Linked DNA regions of Homo sapiens: region 2 is linked to region 1. A link is an interaction called in ENCODE POLR2A ChIA-PET data of the cell type or tissue named here. Cell type or tissue: GM12878. All regions are shown on one strand. Each heading gives the region's core, and the rest is flanking DNA. Links, peaks and the distances in the headings are about the cores only.

Region 1 (4,401 bases), core at 137-4,136:
GGGTGAATGGCTTGAGCCCAGGATTTTGAGACCAACCTGGGCATCTGAAATCTTAATGCAGACTTGGGATGCAGCTGTGGAAGACCTTACATGGTTAAAAGAGACCAGCCTGGCCGACATGGTGAAACACCGTCTCTACTAAAAATACAAAAATTAGCTGGGTGTAGTGGCAGGTGCCTATAATCCCAGCTACTCAGGAGGCTGAAGCAGGAGAATTGCTTGAACCCGGGATGGGAAGGGTGCAGTGAGCTGAGATTGCACCACTGCATTCCAGCCTGGGAGACAGACCAAGACTCTGTCTCAATAAAAATAAAAATAAAAATAAAAATAAATAAGGCTGGACATCGTGGCTTATATGTGTAATCCCAGCACTCTGGGAGGATGAGGCTGGAGGATAAAATTTGAGGCCAGGAGTTTATTATTTCAACAAAAAATTTAAAAAATTAGCTGGTAATGGTGGTGTGTGCCTGTAGTCCTAGCTACTCAGGAGGCTAAGGTGGGAGGATGGCTTGAGTCCAGGAGTTCAAGTTTACAGTGAGCTATGATTGTGCCACTGCACTCCAGCCTAGGCAAAATAATACGACTCTAATATGGTTTGTCTGTGTCCCCACCCAATCTCGAATTGTAGCTCCCATAATTCCCACATCATGGGAGGGACCCGGTGGGAGGTAATTGAATCACGAGGGTGAGTCTTTTCTGTGTTGTTCTCCTGATAGTGAATAAGTCTCATGAAATCTGATGGTTTTATAAAGCAAGCTCCCCTGCACTTGCTCTCTTGCTTGCCGCCATGTAAGGTGTGACCCCTTTTTTTTTTTTTTTTTCTGAAATGGAGTCTCACTCTGTTGCCCAGGCTGGAGTGCAGTGGCATGATCTCAGCTCATTGCAACCTCTGCCTCCTGGGTTCAAGTAATTCTCCTGCCTCAGCCTCCACAGTAGTTGGGACTATAGGTGCCTGTCATCACGCCCAGCTAATTTTTGTATTTTTTAAGTAGAGACAGGGTTTTGCATGTTGGCCAGGCTGGTCTTGAACTGCTCTCATGTGATCCTGCCCACCTTGGCCTCCCAGAGTGCTGGGATTACAGGTGTGAGCCACCTTGCTTGGCCTGTAAGACGTGACTTTGCTCCTCCTTTGCCTTCCACCATGATTGTGAGGCCTCCCCAGCCACGTGAACTGTGAGTCCATTAAACCTCCTTTTCCTTATAAATTACCCAGTCTCTGGTATGTCTTTATTAGCAGCATGAAAACAGACTAATACAGACCCTATCTCTATTTAAAAACAAAACAAATCAGGTTATTTAGAATAATAAAAGGGGTGTTGAAATTTTTAAGCAGGTATGGCAAAAGAGATCCTATTACAAGTGCTCTTACCTTGGGTCTGATGAGCTTCAGAAATGTGAAACATCCTTGATATTATAAATTATGTGCCTTTTGCTTGGGAATGGATCAAAAGCTTTCCTCAGATTCTCAACAAGATATAAAAATTGAAAAATAAATCCCTGCTCAATTAAAAATGATGAAAAAGAGCTATTACAACTTAATTTCAATCTTTAATCCATATTTAGACAAGTTAGTGGCTAAATTTGTTTCTATTTTATCCTTTTGAAAACTCTAATACTACCTATCGTTTGCATTTAAAAGAATTTGCAATAATTTGGGTTCTCAGCTTTTCAGACTACAGGGACAAAAATACAAAAGATAATTAATGTCATTCTAAATCTTACAGATGGTAGTCCGACAAATGACATTATATTAAGCATTTGCTAAAATATGTGTGGCTTAATTGGAAAATTAGACAGTTACATTTTCTTGTCGTGAAGAGATTTCAGCACTGCTAGTTGTATCATTCACTGCAGTGATCCCCAACCTTTTTGGCACCAGGGACCAGTTTCCACGACTAGGGGTAAGGGGATAGTTTCAGGATGAAACTGTCCCACCTCAGATCATCAAGCATTAATTAGATTCTCATTAGGAACATGTAACATAGATCCCTTGCACACGCAGTTCACAATAGAGTTTACACTCCTATGAGAACCTAGTGCCACTGCTGATCTAATAGGAGGCAGAGCTAATGCTTGCTTGCCTGCAGCTCACTGTGTGAGCCCAGTTCCAAACAGGCCACAGACTGGTACAGGTCTGCAGCCTGGGGGCTGGGGACTCCTGATTAACTGCACACGCAAAAGTTTTATACATTTAGTGGAATCACTGAAGTAAAAAGTCAGGAAGCATAAGTTCTGGTACCAGTTTTATTTATAATTAACCACATACAAATCACTTTTCTACAAAATAATGGTTAACATCTATTCCTTAATTCACAGAAATATCACAAAACCAAAATCCTTCCCACGATATATTACTATTTAGTCTAAGCTTTAATTCAAAGGTTGAGAATGACGAATTCAAGAATTTCTTTCATACATAAATTGCTTTCCTTAGTTCTGCAGATGGGTAATCTGTTTGAGATAAGCACTGTCATGTTTCAACCTTAGAGAACAAAAAGCTATCAACAAGATAGTGGTAAAGAAAATGCTAGCCAAAAAATAACACTATTGAGAAATAGGTGCGTATTAAGTGCAATACTTACAACATCTCTGATGTCAAATGACCAAAATTTAGCCTTAGGGCACTAAAGCACATTTGCCCTTTTGAAGCACATACTAGTATGGCACATTTTATTTCACTAAAAGTGATGTTAAACGTGAATGTCTTGTAGACTATTTAAAGAGCCAGTCAAATGGCTAAAAAAACCATTGTTTTTTTGTTATAACTCTTTGTGTCTCCCTCTTTCCATTCTCATCTTATGATATTTCACTCAAAAATTTAGTTACCCACCCCAAAACACATTTCTCTCCCTTCTGCCAGGGTGTAAGAAATGTTAGCATTCTGTCACTAGAAAATAAACACTGAAGAGGAATTAGCATGTTAATGAACAAAGATTAAGGAAGGTAATACTAACAGGATAAAGGAAAATGTAGACCATAAGCATCTGGTCATTCATCATGTACATGTATCATGTCAACCATTATATATTAAATCTTCAAGAGGTAAGTACTTCTGTTTTAGTGTGTTTAACAATGTCAGTTTCGTGGGATTTAGTCTCTGTTCCAGGACCTTCTCTTACATTATGGTAACAGAAAAACAAAGACTGGAGCATGGTTTACAGAGAAATACAAAACACATACAAACATCATAATAAAATAGCCATTTATATCACTATTAGAGAAATATTTTAGAGAAAACATACTTTCACTAGTGGCCTCAAATGCCATCATCCACTTATGTTCTTTAACTATCAACTTTGTTTTTCTAAGAGATGGGATCTCGTTCTGTTGCCAAAGCTGGAGTGCTGAGACATGATCATAGCTGCAGTGAGCTATGATTATAGCTGCAGATGATAGCTGCAGCCCCGAACTCCTAGACTCAAGTGATCCTACATTCAAGTGATCCTCCCAAGTAACTGGGACTCAGACTTGGGCCACCATGCCCAGACATATTTTTTATTTTTGTAGAGATGGGGTTTTGCTATGTTGCCCAGGCTGGTCTCAAACTCCTGGGCTGAAGCAATCCTCCCACCTCAGCCCCGAGTTGCTAGGATTACAGGCATGAGCCACTACACCCAGCAACTGTCAACTTGTAATACAAAAATACCTTCAAGCTGATAATCAAGAACATTTAGTGACTTTAAAAAGCTGACAGAATATTTCCATGCTACACAAAACAGTTCTATACACAGCTTTACAGTTTTAAAGTTCTTTGCTGGCACTTGACTTTATAGTTAACACAATGACTACTGATATCAACGAAATACTGTTTTTAGCTTATATATATTTTCAAAATCAGTATTACCTCACAAAACAGTAAAGAAATATCACTTCTGCTGAAGAATCCTCTAAGATGAACACCAAAACTGTACAGCTAAAACATATTGAGAATCATGTAAATGTTTAAGGCAATAGATAAAAATTTATACAATCCAGTGAAATTTATACATGTCCAGCAGAAAAAAAAGGATTATTCCTGATTAAATGAAGCATGTATCAGGTTTAGATCAACAATACAAACCTACAAAGCAAGTTACTTCTTTTTTAAGGTTTTTTGATGATTTGGTGACACAACTAGAATATAACCTTTTAGATGAAAATTGGTGACTTTGCAAATACACATTCTAAATTCCAAAATTAAAACGAAACTTCTTTTCAAACAGTAGAATCCTGGTTTGTTGTTTTTACTGTCAATGAGCTTATAGCTATTCTCTGTATTATTATAAATGAAGTCACCACTCAGTCACCCTAATACACATATGGTTTTTTTTCTTTTTTTTTTTTCCTTTTTTTTTTTTTTTTTTTTTTGAGACGGAGTCTCACTCTGTCATCCAGGCTGGAGTGCAGTGGCCCAGTCTCGGC
Region 2 (4,401 bases), core at 328-4,327, 100 kb after region 1:
CTCATGCCTGTAATCCCAGCACTTTGGGAGGCCGAGGTGGGCAGATCACTCTAGGTCAGGAGTTCGAGACCAGCCTGGCCAACATGGTGAAACTACGTCTCTACTAAAAATACAAAAATTAGCCAGGTGTGGTGGTGCACACCCATAGTCCCAGCTACCTGGGAGGCTGATGCAGGAGAATAGCTTGAACACTGGAGGCAGAGGTTGCAGTGAACCAAGGTTCACTGGCCACTGCATGCCAGCCTGAGTGACAGAGCTAGACTCCATCTAAGAAAAAAAAAAAAGTATAACTTCATTTTTGGGGAAAAAATGGCATATTTTTATATGTACAGAAAAGAATTTGAAAGGATGTATACCAAAGATATATGCCAACAATGGTTACTGGGTTATTATTACGGATGTTTTATGTTCTTTTGCTCATGCATATATTCTTTTCTTTTTTTTTTTTGAGACGGAGTTTCACTCTTGTTGCCCAGGCTGGAGTGCAATGGCGTGATCTCAGTTCACTGCAACCTCTGCCTCCCAGGTTCAAGCAATTCTCCTGCCTCAGCCTCCCGAGGAGCTGGGATTACATGCATGCGCCACCAGGCCCAGCTAATTTTGTATTTTTAGTAGAGCTGGGGTTTCTCCATGTTGGTCAGGCTGGTCTTGAACTCCCGACCTCAGGTGATCTGTCTGCCTTGGCCTCCCAAAGTGCTGGGATTACAGGCGTGAGCCACTGCACCGGGCCTTTTTTTTTTTTTTTTTAACAGTTTCCTATGGAATAAAAATCAATAAAGGAAACAAGAGAAAGTATGAAATTATCCTATTTTGGATATTTAGGTTGTTTTAACTTTTCATACAACAAACAATACAAGCAATCATAATCATGTCTGACTTCAAGATGGTTTCCCTTTTTTTTTTTTTGAGACTGAGTTTTGCTCTTGTTGCCCAGGCTGAAGTGCAATGGCATGATCTCGGCTCACTGCAACCTCTGCTTCCTGGGTTCAACTGATTCTCCTGCCTCAGCCTCCCCAGTAGCTGGGACTACAGGCATACACTACTACACCCAGCTAATTTTTTTGTATTTTTAGTAGAGACAGGGTTTCACCATTTTGGCCAGGCTAGTCTCAAACTCCTGACCCTCAGGTGATCTGCCTGCATCAGCCTCCCAAAGTGCTGGGATTACAGGCGTGAGCCACTGCACCTGGCCCCCACCCCGCTTTTTTTAAATCACACTACAACAAGAACAAAGAACAGAAACACAAACTCCATCTGAAATAAAACTAGGTGATATATATAATCCCCAAACATGATCTATTAAAGACAGAAAGTGGATGGAAGAATGGTAAATGACTTAGCAGCTGGAAGGAAGGTGAGACTTAATTCCCTGTAGAGGGAGATGCTGACCAGAAACTGGCCACTTTGCCCTGCTAAGTGCCAGAAAGGCTCAGAAATAGAGACACCAGGTATTTCAGAAGTCAGGCTTGAGGAGCTAGGGCTAAATACAGAAAGCCTATAATAACAAATAGATCCTCAAGTCTCCTTCCTCAATCTGCAGAAGGCAGGAGGTATATTTCTGGATAATTAAATCAGGAAAATTCCAGACCTGGGACTAGTTATAAGGGAGGGCAAGTATGGAGTATGGGCGGGAAGACAAGAGGATTAAGTAAACAACTGCTATTGAAAGGTGAGACCTTGACTTTACTCTCAGCTGTATCCTGGAAGATCCTTCTCAGGAGAAAACAAACTCACAAGAGAAAAGGTCTACAGATATAGACATCTGGGGGTCCCTAATAAAAAAGCTGATTAATCCTCTAACTGCTCCACAGTGGAACTCACTAATGGGTATGTGGATAAGTGCACTCAGAGCTTCAGAATCTGGCTCTTAAATATGTACAGACAGCCAAGAATTCCTAGAAATTTCCAACATGAAAGTAAGAATGGGCTGAGTGTAGTGGCTCATGTCTGTTATCCCAACACTTTGGGATGCTGAGGCAGGCAGATCACTTGAGCCGAGGAGTTGGAGACCAGCTTGGGCAATGTGGAGAAACCTGGTGTCTACCAAAAAAAAAAAAAAAAAAAGCAAAAATTAGCCAGGCATGGTGGCAAGCGCCTATAGTTCCAGCTACCAGGAAGCTGGGACGGGGGAGTGGTGCTGAGGTGGGAGGGTCACCTGAGCCTGGGAAAGTCACAGCTGCAGTGAGCTGTGATCACACCACTGTACTCCAGCCTGGGCAACAGGCCAAGGCCTTGTCTCAAAAAGAAAAAAAAGAAAAGTAAAGCAAGAATGAAACAAAAATAAACTCAGAAGAAACAGAGACACTGCAGAAAGCAGAAGAGAACTTCAGGGAAACTAAAATTAATATCCTTCAGTAATAAAAAAAAGAAATAAGTATCAACAAAATAAGAAAAGGATGCTATGAGAAAACAATTCTGAGAACAAGAAAGAGCTCTCAAAAGTTAAAAAAATAATTTTTTTACAATCAGAAAAAAGGGTAGGAAAAAGAACTAAAAAACAAAGTGACAGACAATATGAGGAAAAAACAAATTCAAGAGGTCTAATATCTAACTAATAGAAATCCCAGGAAGAATAAATAAAATGTTATGCAAGAAAGTATTGAAGAAAGTATTTCAGAGCTGAAAGGCATGAGTCTCTAAACTGAAAGCAACAAATACAAGGAATGAAAAAGACTTTCAATGTTCTAAGGGGAAATTATTTCCATGAAATGATCGATGAAGTGTGAAGTTAGAATAAAGCTATTTTCAGATCTACAAAGCCTTGAAATATTTACATGTCACAAATCTTTTCTCAGGAAGCCACTTAAAGATGAGCTTTGTTAAAATGACAGAGTAGCAAAGAGAAAAGATGATATAGAACCCAAGAAACGGGAGGATCCAACACAGAACAGAGATGAAAGGAACTCCCCAACTGCTGATGACCAGGACAACCCCTGTGCAATGTCCTGGGGAGCAGCTGGTCCACACTGAAGCAAGATGATGGAGTGCTCTGTCATGGAGTCTCCAGAGAGCACTGGAGTGACTTCATTTTACACAACTTTTGGAAGATGTAAGCAGACTCAGAGTCAAAGAAAAGTAGGCAAATGAAAAATCAATGAGGTAATTATTAACTCTAGGAAATGAAATCACAGGACTGTATACTAATGGGCTCAGCGTCTAACACTATCTGTTCATTATATGAACACAGTGAAAATTAATTTTGCCAAAAGATAAATATTTGGAAGAAGAAAAGGTATATAAGAAGGGCAAAATTCTCATCTACCACATTAAGATGTAAATATATAATCTTTATAGTTGGTCAGAAGAGCAATATTTGCCTATTATTTAGAAATACTGAGGTAATTACCAGAAGAAATAGCTAAAAGAGGTTCATTTGTTTGTTTTTTGCAGCTAGAGAAGTGAGTAAAAAGAATTTAAAGTGGTTGTCTTTAGGAAATGGGAACTGAGAGTAGAGGAAGTAGGAAGAGGGTGGGAACAAGTCCAGAGAGCTGTTGGTTTTTTTGTTATAGGACTTTGCCATTAGACTTTTAAAACCATATACATGAAATGTAAAAATTAATTTAAAAAAATTAAGGAGTTAAATAAAATTTTAATTTGAAAAACGGTAGGAATATTTAAAATCACATTACGGACAGCAAAACTACCTCAGAGTATACCAAAATTACCAATATTCAAAATAAAAGCATTAGTGCAGCAAAGCCTAATGGAGTTAGCTGTCATGCTACAAGGTGACAGAATATCCACGGTGGTGGCCTGTGCAAGGCTGCTTCTGTGTTTCATCTGTATTTAGGCTGGGGCACCTCTGTTTGCTCACTCCCATCCAGCATACCTGGGAAGCTTCCCTGAATAGGTCTGCTCACCGTCTGCATCTTTTCAGAAAGGAATCTTTCCAAACAGAAGGGAAATATGAACACAATAGCCATCCTGATCCACAACCCCAGTGACATTTTTAAAGAGCTGTGCAAGGAACCAGACACTCATATAGGACTATTTCCTTCCAAATGCTGAGTAAGATGGAAAAAGGGTTAAAAGTACAAAGCCAAGGGGCTTGCTTACCTGTGGGGATGTGGACAAGTCTGACGGCACTATCAGTTTTATTAACATGCTGCCCTCCTGCTCCTTTGGCTCGAAATGTATCTATTCGCAAATCCTTGGGGTCCAATTTCACATCCACCTAGAACAGAAGGCATGGCATAATTCTACACTCCGTGAATACTTTAATATAAAATCGATTCCAAGATTTTTCAAATAAACTGTATTGTTTTAAGATAAATTATAGCCTTTAGACTAAGAGAAGTAACTTATACCAAAGAAAGAGCAATAAACTCCCCATTCCAATGGGATGCTATTTTTTGTTTGTTTGAGACAGGGTCTCCCTCTGTTGCCTAGGCTGGAGTATAG

What was found. ChIA-PET counts read pairs that join two places held together with the same protein. Peaks named below come from ENCODE experiments on the same cell type or tissue, not always from the same donor. Only the 100,000 strongest peaks of a DNase experiment are listed, where the experiment ranks them.
Region 2: POLR2A ChIA-PET joins it to region 1 with 10 read pairs; 1 of 35 experiments calls an interaction of 5 or more read pairs at or near these places.

What each region holds. Positions count from the first base shown.
Region 1 is chr13:41,125,339-41,129,739 of GRCh38, forward strand. It overlaps KBTBD6 (kelch repeat and BTB domain containing 6), which reads right to left. Exons shown (of 1, transcript NM_152903.5): 1 at 2,231-4,401. Among named protein-coding and RNA genes, the nearest start is that of KBTBD6, 5.3 kb to the right of the region's middle. In GM12878, for the core only: no CTCF peak of the experiment used is centred there; no DNase peak of the experiment used is centred there; H3K4me3 peaks cover 745 bases.
Region 2 is chr13:41,229,834-41,234,234 of GRCh38, forward strand. MTRF1 (mitochondrial translation release factor 1) reads right to left here. Exons shown (of 10, transcript NM_004294.4): 7 at 4,057-4,174. The region is part of intron 3 of KBTBD6-DT (KBTBD6 divergent transcript); the gene reads left to right. Among named protein-coding and RNA genes, the nearest start is that of MTRF1, 32 kb to the right of the region's middle. In GM12878, for the core only: no CTCF peak of the experiment used is centred there; a DNase peak (open chromatin) is centred at 2,218; H3K27ac peaks cover 654 bases.